Linked DNA regions of Homo sapiens: region 2 is linked to region 1. Evidence: chromatin loops called from intact Hi-C (ENCODE). Cell type or tissue: dorsolateral prefrontal cortex. All regions are shown on one strand.

Region 1 (5,000 bases):
TGCAAGGAACATGTGGGAAGGAAAGACTGGACCGATTCTGCCTGGAGCAGGGAGAGAATGCTTCCTGGAGGAGGCAGCTATTAAACTGAGGCAGGAAGGAGAAGTCAGCGTTCACTAGGCAGACAGTAGGAAATGGTGTATCTGGCAGAGAACAGCAGGTGCTAGGGCTTGGAGATGCAAAAGTGACAGTTAAAAGATATCACCTTAAAATTATTGAATTTTAGAGCCAGAAGGGACCTTGGAGATCATGAAATCTAGTGGGTTTTCAAACATGTTTTGGTCTTATTTCAAGCATATGTAGAATTCCATTGTATACACCAGTTAATATTAATAGCTAACATTCATTGAGCGTTTACCGTATGCCAGACACTTTACCTGTGTTAATTCAATTACTTTTCCCAACAATCCTTTGAGTTAGGTTACTACTAACATCTTAATTTATAGATGAGGAAAATGAGGCATAGAGGAGTTAAGAAACTTGCTCATGGTCACACAGTGTCAGTGAAAAGGCTAGGAATTGAACCCAGGTAGCCTGGTTCCTAGCCTAGGCATGTGGTTACCAGGCTGTATGGCCTCTGTAGATGTGAAGGTGGAGCTGCTTGTTTAAGGAGGGGTGGTACCCAAAAGGCCTTGTCCCCTCCTCATCCACACATTTCCCGCTGAGACCCATGGATATAACCTGCCAGCAAGAGGCTCCCTCTGAAACCACTGATTTAGATCAATCATATGATGGAGAAGCCATATCTGTCAGGTTATGCCATAGATTCCAAGGTTGTCCTGTAATGATGAGTAAGCCAGGGAAGGCTTTCTGGGGAGGGAGTGCCCATTTCATGTCATTAACACCCATTCTCTAACCATGTGGGGTGTTTTCTAGCAAAAGCTTCAGCCTTGTGGGGAGGATGCATGGGGGTTGGCAGGACAGCACATGGCTTGGTTTCCAGCCAGGACTCCTTGGTCGGTTTTCTTCAGCACTGAAGTACTCAGGTCCCAGGCCTGAGGGCAGAGGCAGGAGGAGCAAGACTCTCAGCGGACTCCATGTGGTTGATGATTGGCAGGTGGAGATGAGGAGCATGTGGGAAGTCTGCAGGTCCCAGGCAGAAAGTGCACTGCCAGGGCATCAGTGCAGGTCCCGGACATCAGTGCAGCGCCAGAGCATCAGTGCAGGTTCCGGGCAGGGCATCAGTGCAGTGCCAAGGCATCAGTGCAGTGGGTAGGAGGGACAACCCCCTTCACACTGACCGCCCCCCTCAGCTTGCTTTAAAACAGAAGAGGGTGGGATTTTGCCTTGGTGTCGGGAAAGGGCACGGTTATGTGAGGGCTGGTGGACAGGGGAGCAGTAGTTTGATTCTTGTTGGAGGCCACCCCTCCCAGTTCCCCTTACTGAGGGATTGGGGGGTACTAGAAACCCTCTGAGCTTCCAGGTCCTCATTCTAAGCTTCTAGTGTCAGCTTCCAGGGGCCAGTGGAGACCCTGCCTCCTCCAGGGTTCTTTCCTGACCTCCCAGCCCGTAGGGTCCTCGGTCCCTTGGGGCATCACTAGATCCCTCTCTGGTTCTTGCTGGTACTTTTGGCCACAGCTTTACACCCTGCTTTCCCATCCCTAGGTGCTGTTTCCCCCAGGTGGGCATCCAGCCTGTTCCAGGTATTGATTCATCCAGCATTTAGTGAGTGGCTACTCCAGGCGTCAGGCACCAAGAGGGGCCTGCCCCTCAGCAGCTCCCAGTGTGGTGTGTGTGTGTGTGTGTATGTACATGTGTGTATGTCTATATGTATGTGTACATGTATATGTATGCATATATATGAGATGTGTGCATGTGTATACGTGTGCATGTGTGTATGTATATGTGTATATGTGTGTATGTGTATATGGGTGTATGTGTGTGCATATCTTTGTATACATGTGTATATGTGTTTATATCTGTGTGTATGTGTGTATATGTATGTGTATGCATGTATATGCATGTGTGTATAAGTGTATGAATATGTGTGTATAAATGTATGTATATGCATATGTGTATAAATGTGTGTATGTATATGCATATGTGTATATAAATGTGTGTATGTATATGGGTTTATAAGTGTATGTATATATGTGTATGTGTGTATAAACGTGTGTATGTATGTATAAGTGTGTGTATGTATATGTGTATGTGTGTATGTATGTGTATGTGTGTGTATGTATATTTGTATAAATGTGTGTATGTATATGTGTGTGTATGTATATTTGTATAAATGTGTGTATGTATATGTATGTATAAGCATGTATATGTATGTTTATGTATATGTGTGTATATGTGTGTATGTGTGTATATGTGTGTGTGCATGTGTGTGTATATGTGTGTATCTGTGTCAGACTGACAACTGAGCAGGGAGACCAAGTCAATGACTGTGGTTTGGTCTGAGGAGGGCTGAGACACACACAGGCTGAGGGCCCAAACTTACCCTGAAAACTGCGGCCGAGCCCAGTAGCGGCCATCCCAGTAGCAGGTATGGGAGGCTCTTGTTAACGACCCTATCAGTGGTCCGCAAATCCACCAGAAAGGCGTAGCGTCCTTGTTAATTTCAGGCCTCTCAAAAGCAGCCCTGCCCAGCCTGTCCTGGCCCTCTCCCCTGAACATGTCATCCCTAAAATCTTGACCTCCTACACTTAAGGAGGGCCCTCCTTCCCTCCATCAACCCCATGCCCAAAGCAATCCCCTAAATCCACAGCATCCCGAATTCCAGTAACCCTTTAGAGGTTCGCGCATCCCATTACTGTTTTGGCCCTGTCCTGTCCTGCGTGGGCCAGCCAGTGTGATGTTGGTTCCTTAGCAGCCCTGGGGAGAAGCAGAGGGCGGGGGGCGTGGGGAGAGTCGAAGGAGCCATCCTGGATCCGTAGGCCTCCCGTCCGTCCGCGGGTCAGTGCGGCATCGCGGACACCAGGGGGCGCCAGAGCGTCGGGTTTCGCGCGGCTGCCCTTCGCAGTCCAGACGGCGCGGCGCGCGGCGGCCGCCAGGGGTCAGCAGAGCTCAGGGCCGCGGGCGCGAAGCGCGGGGCTCAGGGCTGGGCGGCGGCAGCTGCGTTCCCGGCTCCGAGCGCCGTTCTCTGTTAGGAGGGTAATTTAGAGCAATTACACCGATTATTATTGCTTTTCTAATTAGTGCTTTTCCTACAGAATTAGCCGAGTGTTTATTAGGAGCTGCTTGTTGCCAGCCGCTTAACTGCTTCGCTGCCGGGCGCGGGCGAGGGGAGGGGCGCCGCGTGGGGCTGCCTGGTTATGTGGTTTCGCATAAAAGCACGGATTAAATATTCATTCTCCTTTGTTACATATAGCATTAAATTTTTATCAGCTGTATGTTTTCCCTGAAGTTTTCCCTGCGTGTTAACGTTCAGGCGGACTGCAGAGGAACTCCTGGGCCTTGGCTCGTGGGGAGGACAGATCTGTGATCCTGGAGGCCAGAGGGTTCCCTCTGACATCTGTGACACCGTTAGACTTTTCCCAAGCGTGTGTCCCCGGATCCTTCTAATACCGCTGCGACGGAAGCAGGATGGATGGGGAAACTGAGACCCGCGGTGAGGGGTCTTGCATGACACTCCCAGGGCTGACACAAACCAGATTGTGGGGTCCGGCACGGAGTCTCTACCACTGTCATCTTTGGGACCTTCTAAGTCTTCAGGCCCCTCGGGAACCTCCAGCGTCACCCTGGCCATGCAGTGCCATGTGGGTGGGCCCAAGCCTCCCCTCTCACAGGAACACAGGCTTCAAACTTTTCCCAGCTCTATCCATCTAAGCCCTGCCAGGAGGGGGTCGGATACCTACGGTGCTCCTGGATTCTGCCACCTCCCGTGCGGGTGAACCTTCTGGAGCGCTTGACCCAGAGAAGTGGCTACACTTGGGGCGGGAGGCAGAGGGGAGAGATTTGGGGTTTATTCAGTGCACTCCCCTTTATGGCGAGTTAATTGTTACTTGCTTTGCCTCCAGGAGGCGGGGGACTCTTCTCACTTCACCAGTCCTGGGGAACCCATGTGAGAAAAACTAGAGGCACAAATGCGCCCACAGCAAACCAGAGGGTGTGGTTTGTACTGCCCGGCCTTGGTTCACGGTTCAAAAGGCTTCTTGGAAAACCACTGCCCCGGTGCATTCAAGTGTTTGTTTACAGCTCATTAACTACTTGATGGAAAGGTTGGGGTGGGGGAAATATTGACAGAAAATCAATCAGAAATGAAGATTAACGATCTCCAAAATATTCCTGTGGGTCCATAGGGAAATGGGACTTGAGTTCTAAAACCAGGGTCTCATAAACTGAGATATTGTTTCTCCATTTGCCTTTGCGCAGAGAGAGGTCACCAGGAATCAGGTTGTGACGAGTGGCCACACCTGCAGGGAATTTGAGATGGGCCTCCAAGGGAACCTTTTAGCTGTAAGGCCTGTTCCTCCTGGCCTTTGTTCCTGTCAGCAGGCAGAGAATAGAGAAGAAACTCAGGTTGGTTCACTTCACCACCACCGTGAGACTGGGCAAGCTGGGACCAGGACAGGGTCCCACGGGTGCCTTCGCTGCGTCCCATGCCTCTGTTCCTGTTTTATTAACTGGATGAGATCAGGCTTCCCAGGTGGAGCTGGAAGGGAAAGGCAGGCAGGTATTTTCAAATAAGCCCATGGGAGCTAGAGGTCAAATAACAGCTGGGAGATGCCTCACGCCAAACCCAGGGTGGCTCTGGAATGGCACCGGCCACAGTGGGTCCAATCACAGGGTGGAGAGGAGCCCAGGCTTGGTCCCCGCCCCCCAGTTCTGCTCGCAGGCTTCCGTCTTCATCTTCCCTCTTTCCATGTGACTGCAGTTCAGGCAGGGTACAGTGGTGTTTTAAGCTTCTGCCCCTCACCCTGAACACAGCTGCGTAGGACCCTCCAGAGGCACTCCGGTCTGGGGCAATGTCTCTACTGAGTCCCGCCCCAGGCTGCTTTGGTTGCCTGGGAGAATTCCCAGGTCCCCCTGCTGCATAGGCCTGTTTGGGACCCTGCAC
Region 2 (5,000 bases), 160 kb after region 1:
GAAAGATGCTTCTGTAGGAAGGAAAAGCTTCTATAGGAAGATGGATCAATTATCAGGTCCCTTCTAGATTTAAAGACCTACAATGCTGCGTTGGAAGGGGAGTATGGGGGCAGGTATTGCAGTAAGACTGAGTTCATTTGCCTCATCATTGCCACCCTCAACTGTTACTGAGTAACCTTTGTTGAATCCTTGTGCTTGTTGGGACAAGATTTTGTGCTTTATCTACCTTCCAGAATGAATTAAAGAATCAAATGAAACTGTGTGCACAACACTTTTCAAATGCAGACATCAACAGTTGATTAATACTCTGAATTTAATCTCTGGGGTAGTTTTTTGGTTGACTGCAAAAGATTTACCAGTCTCCAAAATGATTTTCTTCAGCTGCTTTTTCTACACCCAGCAAGTCACACAGTCTGTATTAGCTATATCAGTGGTTCTCAAACTCGAACGTGCATCAGATTCTGGAGAGCTTGTTGAGAACAGATTGCTGGTTCCCATCCTCAGAGTTTCTGATTCAGTAGGTTGGGTGTGGGTCCCAGGAATTTGCATTTCTAAGTTCCCAGGTGATGCTGCTGTTCATGATGGCTCTAGGGCTATACTCTGAGAACTAATGGTCGAATTCTTTGATGCATTTAATATTTATATTGACTTTTCATGTCTTGATTACTTCCAAGATATCTCATAGTATGTCTGTGAAATGAGCAGAAGTCAGGCAGTCTTAGGGATATTCTATAACTATACAGACTAAGGCCCAAAGACTGGAAGTGATGAGGACTGGAGGACCTCACAGTGAATCAATAGTCAAGTGGTAATAAAACCAGGATTTTTCTGGACATCCATTTCAGCCTCCTTTCCCATTGGGCTGGACTGCCCCCTACTGGCCGGTCAATCGTGGTCACTAACTACCCCTCTAATCCCCCCCAAACTTAGGCTGGTGACAGGCTGCAAGGCTGCCCTTGCAGTTCAGTGTCATGAGTGTCTTCTGGTGCCTGGTGCTTGTGAGGCATCTGTTTCTTTTGGTGGAAGGTGTGAATTGAAGAATGAATTCTCACTTTCTCAGATTCTTCAGTTGGAAACTATCCCATCTGTCCCTCTGCAATCAGTAAGCACTGTGCTGGCAGCACTCTGCAGGGAAGACAGTGCCACCACCCACATGGCTTTTCCAGACCAAACTGGAGTCAGGCTCCTTTGAGTCCTTTTCTCCACTAAGCTTTATTCTTGGCCTGCAGAGCCAGCTTTAGCAAAGAATCCTGCTAAGCCAGTTTATCAAGAATTCCCCTACCCTTGATATCCAATCAAACTCTTCTTCCTCCATCCTTGTTCTCTAATCAGGTTCCTCTTCCCCCTCACCCTTGACACTCAACCAAGTCCCTCTTAGTAATTTTTCATCCTCTCTCACCCTGCCCGCTGGCTGTAAATCTCCACTGGTCCCTGTGTATGGGGAGTTGAGTTCAATCTCTCTCCTATTGCAATAGTCCTGAATAAAATGTTTTGCCGCTTTTAACACATGTCCAGTGAATTATTATTATTATTTCTAACACTAAGAATATACTTGAGGTTCCTCTTTCTGTGCCAAGGTATTCCTTTTTCTGGGTACCAATGGGTAGTTATATTGGTGTCCTCAAAATTGCCCTGAAAACGGAATGATTTGTCACTCCAGCTATGAAGCCTCAGCCCTTGAGTTGATAGGGAATTTATTCACATCCTTCTAAAACTGCTTTTGCCAACACCCACATCTGGAGGCCCTGCTGGCCGTGGGTAAGGGGACAGTAATGTTTCAACCTTCTGCCCATTTACCCCTTCTCACACTCTATGAAGACCCCCATTCTTTTCCACCTGCTGAGGCCAGGGGTCTTGTGGATCCCAGGTGAGGCTAGAGGGGGACTGGCAGTGCCGACAGCCTGGAGGAGGTGAGTTGGGATAGTGCTGAATCCTTCTAAGCTGCCCAGCCAAGAAGGGTAGGAGGTGTCAGGAATGAAAACCAACCAGTGAGCGCTAAAAACCCAACAACAAGCACTTAGTCCTGCGAAGCGGCAGAGAAAGGCTCAGTCTTTTGGCAGTATTTTTTTTCTTCCTCCCTTCTCCCTTTCCGGATTCACAGCAATCTTCTCTGGGCTGAGCAGGTTTGTCTGCTGCTGTTACTATGGCTGCTGCTGCTCTTGGATGCCCGTGTGTGTGTGCATGTGTGTGTGCGCGCACACGCGGGCGAGAGCGTGTGTATGAGAGCATGCGTGCGTGTTTTCTCCAGAGTGACTGGTTTGTGCTGTCATCAGCCGTTGTTTTGGTAAATGGCGAGTTAAACAGATATATCCAAGCGTAAAATCTAAAAAATGTTCCCTCTGGGCGCCTGGGGGGTGTTGTTTGAAATCAACTACATATCAATTGAGCGGCGGCGAGCGGATCCGATGATAAATTCCAGTCCACAGACGCCTTATAAATTACATTTTTTTGTTCGCGATCTTGCCTCATCTCAGCTCCCCAGAGGCCCTTAGACTGAGAACTATGATTGTGTTGGAGAAACGTTTGCTCAGCTTGAGTGAGGCCATTAGCATTGCATGTGCCAGTCCGTCCCTGCGCTCCCCCCACCTCCCCCTGGCCCCCCCACCCGCCCCTTTAACAAAATACAATATGTGCCTGGTAATTTTTCTGTTCATTATCTCATTGTTTTCTGTAAGTACAAGGTTAGATTGAATTACTGCGGGCTCCGCCGTCTATTTGTAATTCTCCTTCCATGCCGAGCTGCTAATGAATGGGCAATTTAGTCAATTCTTTGTAACGGCTTCTTCTGTGCGTCAGCCACTTAATTACTCTGAGCCTTTCTCACTGCTGCTTTATTGCACGGAAAGTCGGGGCTGCTTTGAGGGCTTGGCATAGGGATCTCCAGCTTCCAAAAAGGAAAAAAAAAAAAAAAAAAGAGGAAAAATTGTCAGAGGCAACCAGGATTCGGTATTCTTGCTGCTTCCTGCGGTGGCTGGAGAAACATTCTGTGCCCTCAGCCCACACAGCCCCCGTTCTGTCTGCACACAGGGTTTATCTTCCTCCTTCTTTGCTGACAGTTGGCTTAATCCTGGCTGTGGCAGTCACTGTCGGGTGGCAGAAAGGCTCAGGCTCCTGCACAGAGAACAGTATCCTAGGGGAAGGTCCTGGTGTTTTAAAACATTATTATTAGCCTGATTGGTATGCCACCTATCCCTCTTATCAGTATCTCCAAATCATAGCCAGAGGTCCCATTCTGTGACATCCAATGTTTCCTCTTTGCCTTAATACAGAGCACCTCACCCTTGTGACATCGGGAACTGGGCGGGGTGTTTATTATCCCCATTTAACAAAGGGAAATAGCAAGTCCGGGCAGGTGAAGGGACTTACTCGGGTCAATGAACCAGGAATGTCAGAACCAGGACTTGCATCCAGATAACCCAAGACACCTGTCCTCTTCCCATGCCATCCTGCTGCCCAAGGGAAGACTTAAGAATATTGTCCTGTCACTGAACTCAAGTGTCCCAAGGTGGAAATAGAGTAAGTTGGCTTTAAAGGGACCGGGACAATTCTGGAAAGGGAGGAGACTTTCCGGTAGTGGCTGAGGGGCTAAAAACCCCCAAGGAACTGGGAACTCATTAAATAGAACATCCGTTTTCAATGTGGCACGTTTGGATACATCTGTCATGCTACCAGGATATTTCTGTGTGGCCCAGAGTTATTACAGATGCACGTATAATTTATCGTCCAAACTGGGACATGTCTGAAAGTGAAATGAGGCAGGATCATGCTGGAGCCACAGGAGTGAACTGGGACTGTCCGGAGCAAGCTGGGTCGTATGGTCACCCGACCCAGGTAATGAGAATGTGTAAATGCTGTGCAGATAGCGTGTCTTCAGACCGGACTTACTCTGATGATAATACTTAGAGGGAGTCCCACCAGCTGGATCTACCCTGAGTTTACAGACATTCCCTGTGTTGCACATTGCAGTGATGTATATGAGCTACAGGGCATCTTTACCCAAATCCAGAAAGTGATGGATTCCACAAACACTGAGTGAGCACCCAGCTAGGTAATAGAGACATAAGAATGAGAAGACAAGGTTTCTGGCATTTTGATCCGACTGCTCTACCAGAAGGAAGGTAAATGGTTGTCTAAATGTCGCTAATCTCCCCAGATAGCCTCCTGAATGCGCCGGGCCTTGCTTAAAAAGCTATTGTTTTCCTCTGGATTCTGGCTCACTCCTCTTCATCCTTTGGATGTCAGCATAAATGTTGCCTCCTTCAGGAAGCCTTCCCTGATCTCCAAGATTATATTAGGACCCCTTTTATTCTATTTCATGGCATCGTATACTTTTTGTCTTCATTACTTACCACAACTGTAACTAAATTATTTATGTAGTTATGTGTTCAATGTCTTTCTTTCCCCTCCCCCACTCAACCTTGACCTGTCTGTAAAAGTACAGAGCCTGGCACATAGATCTAGAAAAGTGTGTTAAACTGAACAGAGCCAACCACTTTTCTGGGTCAAGCTCTAGTTGCTTCCTCTGCCGAAAGCCTTCCTGGGTTGCTGCAGCCTGTTCTAATCTCTCTCTTCTCTGAGTTCCATGTAGCTCACACAATCTGCAAAGCATCACGACATTCTCTATTCTATCCTGGCTGTGCCCATTTTCTATAACTTCAGGGTTCTGAAATCAATTTAGTAGGCTGAGACCAGGAGGATGAGGAGGAGTGGGGAGGAGAGGAATAGAAGCAAATGGTGGAAAATACTGGGATGCATCACGCTTGGTAAGGTGAAGGATTGTGTCAGGAAACTCATTTCAGTTATGTCTGTGTACACACATAACACACACATGCACACACACACATGCACACATACATATGTGAGGTTGGTCACAGTGTGAGAAGTGTGTCTTAAACTGAGGCGCAGTCCAGAAAGTTTTGCCAACCCTGCCCAAGGGTGGCGCCTGCTCAAGGGTTGCATTTGTGTGAGTTTGTCAGGAGGAGCTAAGTGGGCCTCTGATG

What was found. Peaks named below come from ENCODE experiments on the same cell type or tissue, not always from the same donor. Only the 100,000 strongest peaks of a DNase experiment are listed, where the experiment ranks them.
Region 2: a loop joins it to region 1, with 5 times the contacts of the local background. A loop is called at or near these places in 18 of 110 quality-filtered maps.

Annotation. Positions count from the first base shown.
Region 1 is chr18:47,747,275-47,752,274 of GRCh38, reverse strand. No RefSeq gene overlaps it. Among named protein-coding and RNA genes, the nearest start is that of SMAD2, 180 kb to the left of the region's middle. RefSeq lists a silencer at 2,909-3,088. In dorsolateral prefrontal cortex, CTCF peaks have their summits at 2,758 and 2,958 (motif pointing right); DNase peaks (open chromatin) are centred at 2,894 and 3,474; H3K4me3 peaks cover 471 bases; H3K27me3 peaks cover 1,358 bases.
Region 2 is chr18:47,592,192-47,597,191 of GRCh38, reverse strand. It overlaps MIR4527HG (MIR4527 host gene), which reads right to left. Exons shown (of 3, transcript NR_147192.1): 3 at 2,642-3,143. Among named protein-coding and RNA genes, the nearest start is that of MIR4527, 210 kb to the right of the region's middle. In dorsolateral prefrontal cortex, a CTCF peak has its summit at 877 (motif pointing left); DNase peaks (open chromatin) are centred at 1,143, 2,173, 2,796 and 2,992; H3K4me3 peaks cover 1,414 bases; H3K27ac peaks cover 2,103 bases; H3K27me3 peaks cover 1,307 bases.